2 separate regions of the Homo sapiens genome follow, and region 1 is linked to region 2. A link is a contact called in ENCODE Hi-C or POLR2A ChIA-PET data. All regions are on one chromosome and are shown on one strand. The core of a region is the stretch at or near the end of the contact, and the rest is flanking DNA. Distances in the headings are between cores, read along the strand shown. Region 1 holds the start of LIN9 (lin-9 DREAM MuvB core complex component). Region 2 holds the start of PYCR2 (pyrroline-5-carboxylate reductase 2).

Region 1 (4,975 bases), core at 628-3,127, 380 kb before region 2:
TGCTGAAGCACCCCCTAGGTGCTGACAACAAGGACCAGTGTTTTAATCTTCTTAGGGAGCAGATCAGAGTGTGTTTAGAAGGCAAAGGAGAGGTTAAGCTAGCTCTGAAGGAAGGATTACTTTGTAAAATTGAACTTTCACCCTCCCTGCTCACTCCCTGCTCTCCCTCCTACCTTAGCATGGCAGCACCCAGTTACCCAAGGCACAGAGCTGGCATCAGCAATGAGACTTCCTTCTCCTCACACCCAGTGACTCACCCAATCCTTTATTTTCCACGTCTTGAAAGGTGGAGTGCATGCTGCCACCTCTCTCTAATACTGCCTATGCTGTGGTAATGGTGGTAATAGTGGCTAGCTGATGGGTGCTAGCAGCTAGTATAAGGTCCTTACATCTATCAAATCGTTTAGCCCTCAAAATAACCCTGTTATTTGCATTTTACAGATAAGAAACTGAGGCACAGAGAATTCGGTTAAGAAACCAACGTGCCTGAGATTATACAACTAGCAGCCCATCTGGATTCTTCCCATCGAGGCCCTGGGGCTCCAGAGCCCACCCGCTGCACCTCTCTAGCTACCAGTGCAGGCATCTCTCTTCTGTCCTTTGCATGCCCCAAATAAGCTTCTTCCTGACTGGTTTCTAGGCTCTCATCTTGTCCCCCACCAATCCATTTCCCATATTTTTGTTCTAAAACACAAATAGAAACGTGCCCCTCTTACACCCGACTTTTCCACTGCTCCAGTGGACTAAGCAAGTTCAACTCCTTAGCCTGGGCGGGCCTCTGTGTACCACTCTGTCACCTTAGTCTACCGCCTTTTAACTTTGTAGTTCCTGGAATTCACCCACGTTGTCTTTTGACTGCTTAACGGTCTCATTCCTCCAACCCCCATAAATTCCTGGAGAAAAGGATTGGAGCTCAATGACATTCGTTAAATGAATTTTTGAAAAGCAACAGTGTTTTATTACTGGAAAGTGTTACAGACAGATATTGTGAAATTTTTCCTTGGGCTTCTTTCAATTTCGTTCAATTCTCGTCCAGTATTCTCATAACATTTGGATCAGGTACTTTATCACCTTGTAGTGTCACTGTTCCTTTCTGTATCCTCTCGAAGCCTCCTGTTACTCGTTTTCTAATTCTCTTCCAGCCCACTGCACGATCTAGTGTCGAATGGATGAAACAGCTGAGCAGAACAGTTCTTTAGCTGTCGGCCTAAATGACCAACTTCATGACCTCTCAAGGTCTCGCTCCCCGGCTGCACGCAGCTCAGCTTCCAACATTCGGGAAAGGCGTGCCCGGATCGCGAGGGGCCGCTGGGACCGAGTCCCGGACGTCGCGACGCGCAGGGGGCTGCTGCGGCCGGCGGTCTCGGGAAAAGTGAGGGGACGGAGGCGCCCAAGCAACGTGGGTTTCGGGAACTGTGAGTATTTCACTTTGCGTAGAGCCCCCTCGGGCAATGCGACCCAGAACCGAGGGCTTCTTTCCCCCCGCCGGGGCCTCCCTCCCGTTCTCCACTCGGAACAAACAGCCTGCAGTTCCCGCAGCTGCAGCGCGGGCCGCGGAACATGCGCCGGGAGCGGGGCCCGGGCGGGACTCCGGAGCTGGTACTGCTCCCCCCGCGCTCCGGCGCCGGGCCTCGCCGTGCGGCCTCCTTCCTCCCTTCCTCCCGCCCGGCTCGGCCGGAGGCGGCGGCGGAGGGGCGAGGCGCGGCCCCCCTTCGGCGGCACCTCCTCCCCGGGCAGGCGCGGGCGGAGCCGGGCCCGCCTCAGCCAGCCGCGGCGGGAGCAGCGCAGCGCGGCGCCGCGGGCAGCGAGCTCCGCATTCGAACCTCCCTCGCAAAGACAGTCTCCGCCCCACAATGCACCGCGGCGGGCAGCCTTTGAAAAAGCGGCGCGGCTCGTTCAAGATGGCGGAGCTCGACCAGTTGCCTGACGAGAGTGAGTAGCACCTCAAAGCACCCCCCCCTTTTCCCGCCTGCTGCTTGCCCAGCGGTTGCACCGGCCGGGACGGACGGCCGTGCCCTCCGCTGGGCAGGTGGGCTGACTGCCAGCCCCACTGTGGTCCCCTAGTCCTCCCACTCCGGTGTTGCCGCCGCGTCGCCGCCTTTGTTATGGTGTCTGTGTGTTGGTTTCTGGGGTTGTGTGAGCGCCAGGGCCGGAAACCGAGAGCCCGGGAGTCCAGCCTGTGCCAGGCGGAGGCGGTGGCTGCTCCCCTGGCGCCACTCCGGCCCCCAGCCGAGGTGGAGGGAAGAGCGGCCCCTGGGCGCGGGGGCTGTCCTCGCCGCCTGCACCACTCGCCCGGCGCCGAGAGACGCCCGCCGGGGTTATGTAACTCGCCTGTCCCGGGGCCGGGGGAGGGCTCGGGCTGGGCACGGGGTGGTCCACGGCCCCTTCTTCTTGCCCCAGCCTCTGATCTTGTCCTGTCACAGCTCCTGCCTCTACGGGCACTTGTGATCTTCACTGTCCTCCCCACCCCCCCACCGGTGTGTCCACCCCTGGAAGTGTTTCCGTGTCAGAGGGTTGGCCCCTTCCCCTGGGACCACAGGTGGCTGTGGACCTTTCCTGAGATCATCCAGCCCGGATACTCAGTGTTCAGGTAGACCCCGTCCCGCAGACTTTATTCTATATGTGTCTTAAGAGCCATAAAGGTACCTTTATGCATGGATGTGACCAACACAGCGTACGTGTACCCTGCCTGACACCCACCCTAGGGCATTGCCTCCCCTAACCATGTTTACTCACCCTGACATCTAAGACATGTATGCTCACTTGTGTTGAGTAAGTAAAAGCACCAATTCCATAGTTTAAGGGCAATGGAACTTAATTTTGTAATTTACAATATTGCATAAATTATATGAAAAGACAAATATGTTATTTAATTACAAAAAAAAGTCCTGAATCCACTTTCACTATTCAGTTTATACATATTTGTGAAAGGCTCAATTACTATTGAATCTTATCTATGCACAAGGCAAATGGACTTAAAAATGAGGACTCAACATACTACCGATTCCATTTTCTTTGTGAGGTCATGTGTTCTTAGTAAGTTATAAAGTTAAAAATTCAAGTTGCCAAGCTGGTGAAAAGTCGTATTAAAAGTGTTTGTGTTTTAAATTTGATAGAGAGCAGCACTAAGTCCCCAAGGAACTTTGTCCATGATAGAACTGTTCTCTTTTGTGATGTCCAGTAGGGCAGCCAAGCTACTAGCCATATGTAGCCATGGAACATTTCAAATGTGGCTAGAGTGATGGAGGAACTGAATTTTGAATTTTATTTAATTTTAACTTGCATAGTCACATGTAGCTAGTAGTCACTGTATTGGGTAGGGCACAGCTATTGACCAGTCATGAGCTGTACTGTTTATTTGTAGAATACAATTGATTGTGATTTATTTTATTTATTTATTTATTTTGAGATGGAGTTTCACTCATTGCCCAGGCTGGGGTGCAATGGTACTATCTCGGCTCATTGCAACCTCTGCCTCCCAGGTTCAAGCGATTCTCCTACCTCAGCCTCCCGAATAGCTGGGGTTACAGGCATGTGCCACCACGCCTGCCTAATTTTTTTGTATTTTTAGTAGAGATGGGGGTTTCTCCATGTTGGTCAGGCTGGTCTCGAACTCCCGACCTCAGGTGATCCACCCGCCTCGGCCTCCCAAAGTGCTGGGATTACAGGCGTGAGCCACCGCAGCTGGTCTTGATTGTGACTTAGAATGCTCCCAAATGAGTGTGGACCTACTAAGCACAGTGTACTTGTCATCCGAAAATGTTTTTCATCATCCTTGGTATCTTTATCATAAACATGTCTTATCACCTCTTGGATGTCACAATCACTAGAGCTACTGTTTTGGTTACTGTAGTCATTCTGTTGTAATGAGAGGCATTTTAAGTGGCTTTCTTACAACTGCCATTAGGAATATTTGCTTCATATCATCCAGCATTTATTGAGAATTTACTGTGGTTCTTTGTAGGGACTTGGGATTTATATTAGGGTTCAAATTCCAGCTCCACTTTCAAATTATATAACCTAATCATTTATATTACTTTGTGACATCTCTGGTGCATTGGTGTGTATTTGTGAAGCGTATGTCTTGTTTAGGTAGACTTCAGCTTTGTTGAAACCAGGGATTTTCTTTCTTTCTTTGTCATACAGTGCCACAAATCAAGTATACATAAATAATTTTTATGGAATTAGTGCAAAGTAACAGGTATTATTACTGAAACTAGAGCAGGGTCTTGAAAAGGAAAAGCGATTTCAATTTGATACTGGAAATAGCAGTATGTTTTTTGGCCACATTTAGTCAAGGAGGCTAGCTAATATATTGTTCAGGAGTCGATATAACATTATCAATAATGAAAGCTACCATTTATTGAGTATTTACTATGAACCAGATGCCATGCAAAGGATATTACATGTATTTGCTCATTTAATCTTCATTTCAGTTGATGTAAGTGCTCACATTTTATATAAGGAAATTAAGGCTATCTTCAGCCCAGATCTTTCCTGAGCTCCCTTTCTTGATATCTCTTGCCTGTTTCACATTTCTTCTTAGATGCTTCAAAGGCCCCTCAAACTGCACAGGTTTAAAATCCACCTCAGTCCTACCCCAGGACAGATACTTCTAGTGATTCGAATGGTTCCACTGTGCATTCAGCTGGCAGGGCAGAAACCTAGAGATTTTCTTTGGCACTTCCCTCTCTTTCTTTTCTTTTGTTTTTTTTTTGAGACAGAGTCTTGCTGTGTCACCTAGGCTGGAGTGCAGTGTGCGATCTCAGCTCACTGCAGCCTCCGCCTCCCGGGTTCAAGCCATTCTCCTGCCTCGGCCTCCTGAGTAGCTGGGTTTACAGGCGCCCGCCACCACACCTGGCTAATTCTTGTATTTTTAGTAGAGGCGGGGTTTCACCATGTTGGCTAGGCTGGTCTCAAACTCCTGACCTCAGGTGATGCACCCGCCTCAACCTCCCAAAGTGCTGGGATTACA
Region 2 (5,020 bases), core at 1,888-4,387:
GCTGGTCTCGAACTCCTGACCTCAGGTGGTCCATTCGCCTCAGCCTCCCAAAGTTCTGGGATTACAGGTGTGAGCCACCGCACCCGGCCATCCTTTCTTAGGCTTTTGCAGTTCTCCCATTTCACCCTGGCTCCCGGAAGCGGAAACGGGAGATATCAACGCAAGGCAACCAGGTAAGGGATGGGTGTATGTAAGGGGTCAGAAAGGAGTGAGACACAAGTGTCCCCCACACCTCACTCCAAAACACACATTCAGCTTCAGCACAACCTCCTGTATTGCAGGTCAGATCCAGAGCTCCCCACAACAGACCACAGCCAGGAAAAGCAAAGGGCCCTGCAGTGCCCTGGTGGACTATGGGGAGGGTGAGTATCCTGCAGAGGAGCAGGCAGCATTAGGAAGTTGTGAAGGAGGGTAAACCCCCAACTTCCTCACTACCTGACAAAGACTCCTCTACAACAAAAGGGAGGCCAAATGCAGGCAAACAGAAATGAGACAAAGAGAAGAGGGGAAGTGCTGGCAGCGCAGTGTTCTAGTTCCATTCCTGAGGTCCTGCTCTCTGTAGGTGCCCCTTCTGGTCTGTGAGCTCCCCTGTGCCTCTCCCAAGCGCTGTACAGAAGCCCCCCTTTTCCTTCAGCCAGTTTGGTTTCTGCTGGGTTTCTGGTTTCAGAGCTTTACGCTGGTAACCATTAGGCTATGCTGCAACATGGCAGCTATGGGAGCTCTTAAAGCCCCAAACCACTGGACCTTACAAATCTCACTTCTGGGAGTCATGTTAAGAAAATAATGAGTCAGGCAAAGATTTTATCACAATAATATGAACAAAAATTTAAAAAATTGAAGGCCAGGAGTGGTGGCTCATGTCTGTGATCCCAGCACTTTGGGAGGCTGAGGCGGGTGGATCACCTGAGGTCAGGAGTTGGAGACCAGCCTGGCCAACATGGTGAAACCCCATCTCTACTAAAAATACAAAAATTGGCCAGGCGTGGTGACACATGCCTGTAATCCCAGGTACTCGGAAGGCTGAGACAGGAGAATCGCTTGAACCCGGGAGATGGAGGTTGCAGTGAGCCGAGATCATGCCACTTCACTCCAGCCTGGGTAACAAAGACTCCGTCTCAAAAATAAATAAATAAATAAAAATAAGAAATAATAATAAATTGATGTTTTATGAGGACAGGAACTTGTCTGTTTTGTTCATAGCTATACTCCCAGAACCTGGCTCAGTAAGTTATCTATTATATAAATCAATAAACCTAACATTGACCTTTGAATGGTTAAATCAGTAAGGTACATACATATAATAAGTAGTCATTAAAACTGTCTTAAATAACTTTTCAGTGACATTGGAAAATGCTCATGTCTACTAGAGAAATTTCAAAACTACATGTACATCATTTATTTCCAATGATGGAGAAAGTAGATATGCATAGGACATGATAGTGTAAGGAAATACACCAAAAATGTTTGTAAGAAACTATCTTTGGGAAGTATGATGTGGATGATTTTATTTTTACTTTTATCTCCAAACTTTCTTCAATATGTCTGTATTACTTTTCGAATTTAAAAAATACAGAGGCCAGGTGCTGTGGCTCACGCCTGTAATCCCAGCACTTTGGGAGGCTGAGACAGGCAGATCACCTCAGGTCGGGAGTTCAAGATCAGCCTGACCAACATGGAGAAACCCTGTCTCTACTAAAAATACAAAAAATTAGCCGGGCGTGGTGGCGCATGCCTGTAATCCCAGCTACTCAGGAGGCTGAAGCAGGAGAATCGCTTGAACCCGGGAGGTGGAGGTTGCAGTGAGCCGAGATCGTGCCATTGCACTCCAGCCTGGGCAACAAGAGCGAAACTCTGTCTCAATAAATAAATAAATAAATAAATAAATAAAACATAGCATTATTTTGCTTAATAGTAAATATTATATTTGGTCCTCACTTTAAAGGGTGCACAAACTGAGGGCCTGGGGACTTGCTCAGGGAAGTTCACAGAAAGCAGCCCCTTGCCTGGGAGTGGGGGTGTGCATTACACGGAAAGGACTAGAAAAGCTAGCAGAGAGACCATGGGAACTAAGGGTCCTCAGCTCTTCTGAGTCCTCTAGGAACGCCACCTTCTTCCTCTCTACTTCTGTCATTTGTTCCCTGCGGCCCCTTATATTTACTACTGATAGAAAAGGAAACATCACATTGGTGGAGCTTTTAAAAGCAAGAGACAGGTCGGGCGCGGTGGCTCACGCTTATAATCCCAGCACTTTGGGAGGCCGAGGCGGGCGGATAACCTGATGTCAGGAGTTGAAGACCAGCCTGAACAACATGGTGAAACCCCGTCTCTACTAAAAATACAAAAATTATCCGGTCGTGGTAGCGGGCGCCTGTAATCCCAGCTACTGGGGAGGCTGAGGCAGGAGAATCGCTTGAACCCGGGAGGCGGAGATTGCAGTGAGCCGAGATCGTGCCACTGCACTCCATCCTGGGCAACAAGAGTGAAACTCCGTCTCAAAAAAAAAAAGGCAAGTGACAGCAAGGGGCTGGGGGGTGCGGGATCGCGGAAGAGTCGGAGACTCGAACTTGTCCTTCTTGTATCTAGTTTGGACAAATTCGCGAGAAACACTCAAGTTCAAGTGAATAAGCCGCGGCTGACCACCCTGGTGCCGCCTCGCCGCCACCTGGTCTGAACCTCGCCGCCACCTGGTCTGAACCTACGCCAGGAGGGCCTCGTTCATCCCCGCAAATCGGCAACCTGGAGAATTCCTGTGGGCCTTGAGGGGCATCTGATGGCCAGCGCCAGAAATAATATTAGCCAGGCCTGGGCCAGGCCTCAGCCCTGAGCCCGAGGTGGCTTAGGGACGGCGACCTCAGCCTTGGGGTGGGGGGGGGGGGTGGGGGCGGCCGGGCGTCCTGGGCCGGCGGGCGCCTGGAGCTCACGCCAAGCTGCCACAGGGGCTTCCGGGACTCCAGCCCGGAGTTCCGCCCTCCAGTCGCGAGCGGAGGAGGCGGGCACGCGGCCTGGCTCGGGCCGCGGATTGGCCTGCCCCGAGATCCTGGCCACTGATTGGTCGCCCGGACGGGGCGGGGCCACGTGGCCTAAGGCGCCATCAGCCGCCCGGGAGATATCCGCCGGGGGAGAATAGGGTTGCACCATCCCAGAAGCTGCTGTTAGCTCGCCGGTCCTCGGCACGCCGCCCGTTCGCCCCTGCGCTGTCCGCCCTTCCCCTAGCGTTACTTCCGGTCCCTCGCTGAGGGGGTTCGTGCGGCTCCCAGGAGGCGTGAACCGCGGACCATGAGCGTGGGCTTCATCGGGGCCGGCCAGCTGGCCTATGCTCTGGCGCGGGGCTTCACGGCCGCAGGCAAGCGCGTGGAGGCGGGAGGCGGCTTCGCGGGCGGTCCCGAGGCCCGAGGGGGCCTCCGTCCCACCAGCATGAGCGAATGAAAGGGGAGTTTGCGTCCGGTGGGGTAGATGAGACTCTGGTTGAGCAGCAAGTGCGTCTTCTGTCCTCGTAGAGGGTTGAGGGGGAGAGGGAGACTGGCACTGTTAGGACGGCTCTGGGTTTTAGAGCCAGGGAAAGCGTGGTAACGGGCTGGGCCGCGACCCCTAGTTGAAAAGCTCTGTCTTCTGCAGGCATCCTGTCGGCTCACAAGATAATAGCCAGCTCCCCAGAAATGAACCTGCCCACGGTGTCCGCGCTCAGGGTAGGTGGAGCCGGGCGGAGTGGGAAGCGGGTGGAGGCCCAGGAAAAGGATGACCTGAGATGAAGTGAGTCTGGCCGGCCCCTGCGCCCAAGTGCTGGTCTTTGGCCGGCGGTGACCTTTACTCCAGGAACGTGACAATCTTTCCACCTTCTCTTGGGCAGCTCAATGTGGTGGGAACACCCAGGGAGACATAACTGGGGGTCAGATCCAGACACTGGAGTGGTAGAGGATTAACTGAGGTGATTATGTGATGAAAGCACCTGGCACATAGTAGGTACCTAATAAATACTCATTTTTTAAATTTTTTTTCAGACAGGGTCTTACTCTGTCGCCCAAGCTGGAGTGCAGTGGCGCGATCTCAGCTCACTGTAACCTCCGCCTCCCACCTCAGCCTCCCACCTCAGCCTCCCGAGTAGCTGGAATTACAGGCATCCACCACGCGCAGCTAATTTTTGTATTTTTGGTAGAGAATACTGTTGGCCAGGCTGGTCTCGAACTCCTGGCCTCAAGTGATCTGCCCGCCTTGGCCTCCCAAAGTGCTGGGATTACAGGGGTGAGCCACTGCGCTCAGCCATTTTTCTTAATAGACGAGTTGTATGACCTTAAAGTACTCAGCCACTTTGAGGCTATTTCCTCATTTACAACAGTGGCCACTTTGCTGTTATTCTGAGTCGTGAATGAGCATATTGGGAAGAATCTGGTGAGTTAGTTGTTCTGTTCTCCAAAAACATATTCCAAGTCTTCACCCAAAACCTGTGCTCTGTGGGAGAGGATGGCTGATGAGGCAGGTGACAGGCAGTGTCTGTGCCTAGGGTGGGCTGATGTCCCTAGCACTGGAGGGTCCTGCTTCTCAGTTTGGAGTCATAGAGGGATGGATGGCTTCCAGCCTAGCCCTGGACCACATGGAGACTGTGCGGTCCCCACGAACAAGCGGCCAGGGTTAGGATAGGGCCTGACTCAGCTGTGCTTTTAACGACCAGGTATTAGCATTTCCCTTTGCCCTGCCACTTTCACCATAGGGCCTTCTTACCTGGCAGAGGAGTGCCTTAGATACCAGAAGATTGGCAGGGAAGAAGGGCAGCCACTTCCTGGTTACCATGGAGAAGCTTGTCATGCTCCAAGCCTGTGCTTACTTGTCCAGTAGCAACAATGGGAAACTGTATTATTTGGGGTAGGGGTAGAACCCTGAGGGCATAAAGCTAAGAATTCCAGGCTGCATCTGGCAGAATCGGTTTGGCAGGGGTTCAGCTGCTCCCTGGGAGGCCTTGGCATAGCCAGGCTGCTCCAGCACTGTGAGCTGGGAGTCTCCTCTTGCAGAAGATGGGTGTGAACCT

What was found. Hi-C counts contacts between places; a loop is a spot of excess contacts on that map. ChIA-PET counts read pairs that join two places held with the same protein, here RNA polymerase II (POLR2A). Pooled maps may share reads with other maps.
Region 1: a loop to region 2 is called in a pooled map, with 5 times the contacts of the local background. The contact joins the promoter of LIN9 here to the promoter of PYCR2 in region 2. A Hi-C loop is called at or near these places in 6 of 50 pooled maps. POLR2A ChIA-PET finds 5 or more read pairs at or near these places in 2 of 52 experiments (Caco-2 and HEK293).

Annotation. Positions count from the first base shown.
Region 1 is chr1:226,306,066-226,311,040 of GRCh38, reverse strand. LIN9 (lin-9 DREAM MuvB core complex component) reads left to right here and starts at 1,877. Exons shown (of 15, transcript NM_001366245.2): 1 at 1,877-1,932. The coding sequence starts at 1,902. RefSeq lists silencers at 1,525-1,774, 2,195-2,424 and an enhancer at 1,978-2,744.
Region 2 is chr1:225,922,367-225,927,386 of GRCh38, reverse strand. It overlaps PYCR2 (pyrroline-5-carboxylate reductase 2), which reads left to right and starts at 3,137. Exons shown (of 7, transcript NM_013328.4): 1 at 3,137-3,343; 2 at 3,616-3,686; 3 at 5,004-5,020. The coding sequence starts at 3,277. RefSeq lists silencers at 2,791-2,870, 3,011-3,100, 3,411-3,540 and an enhancer at 2,591-3,240.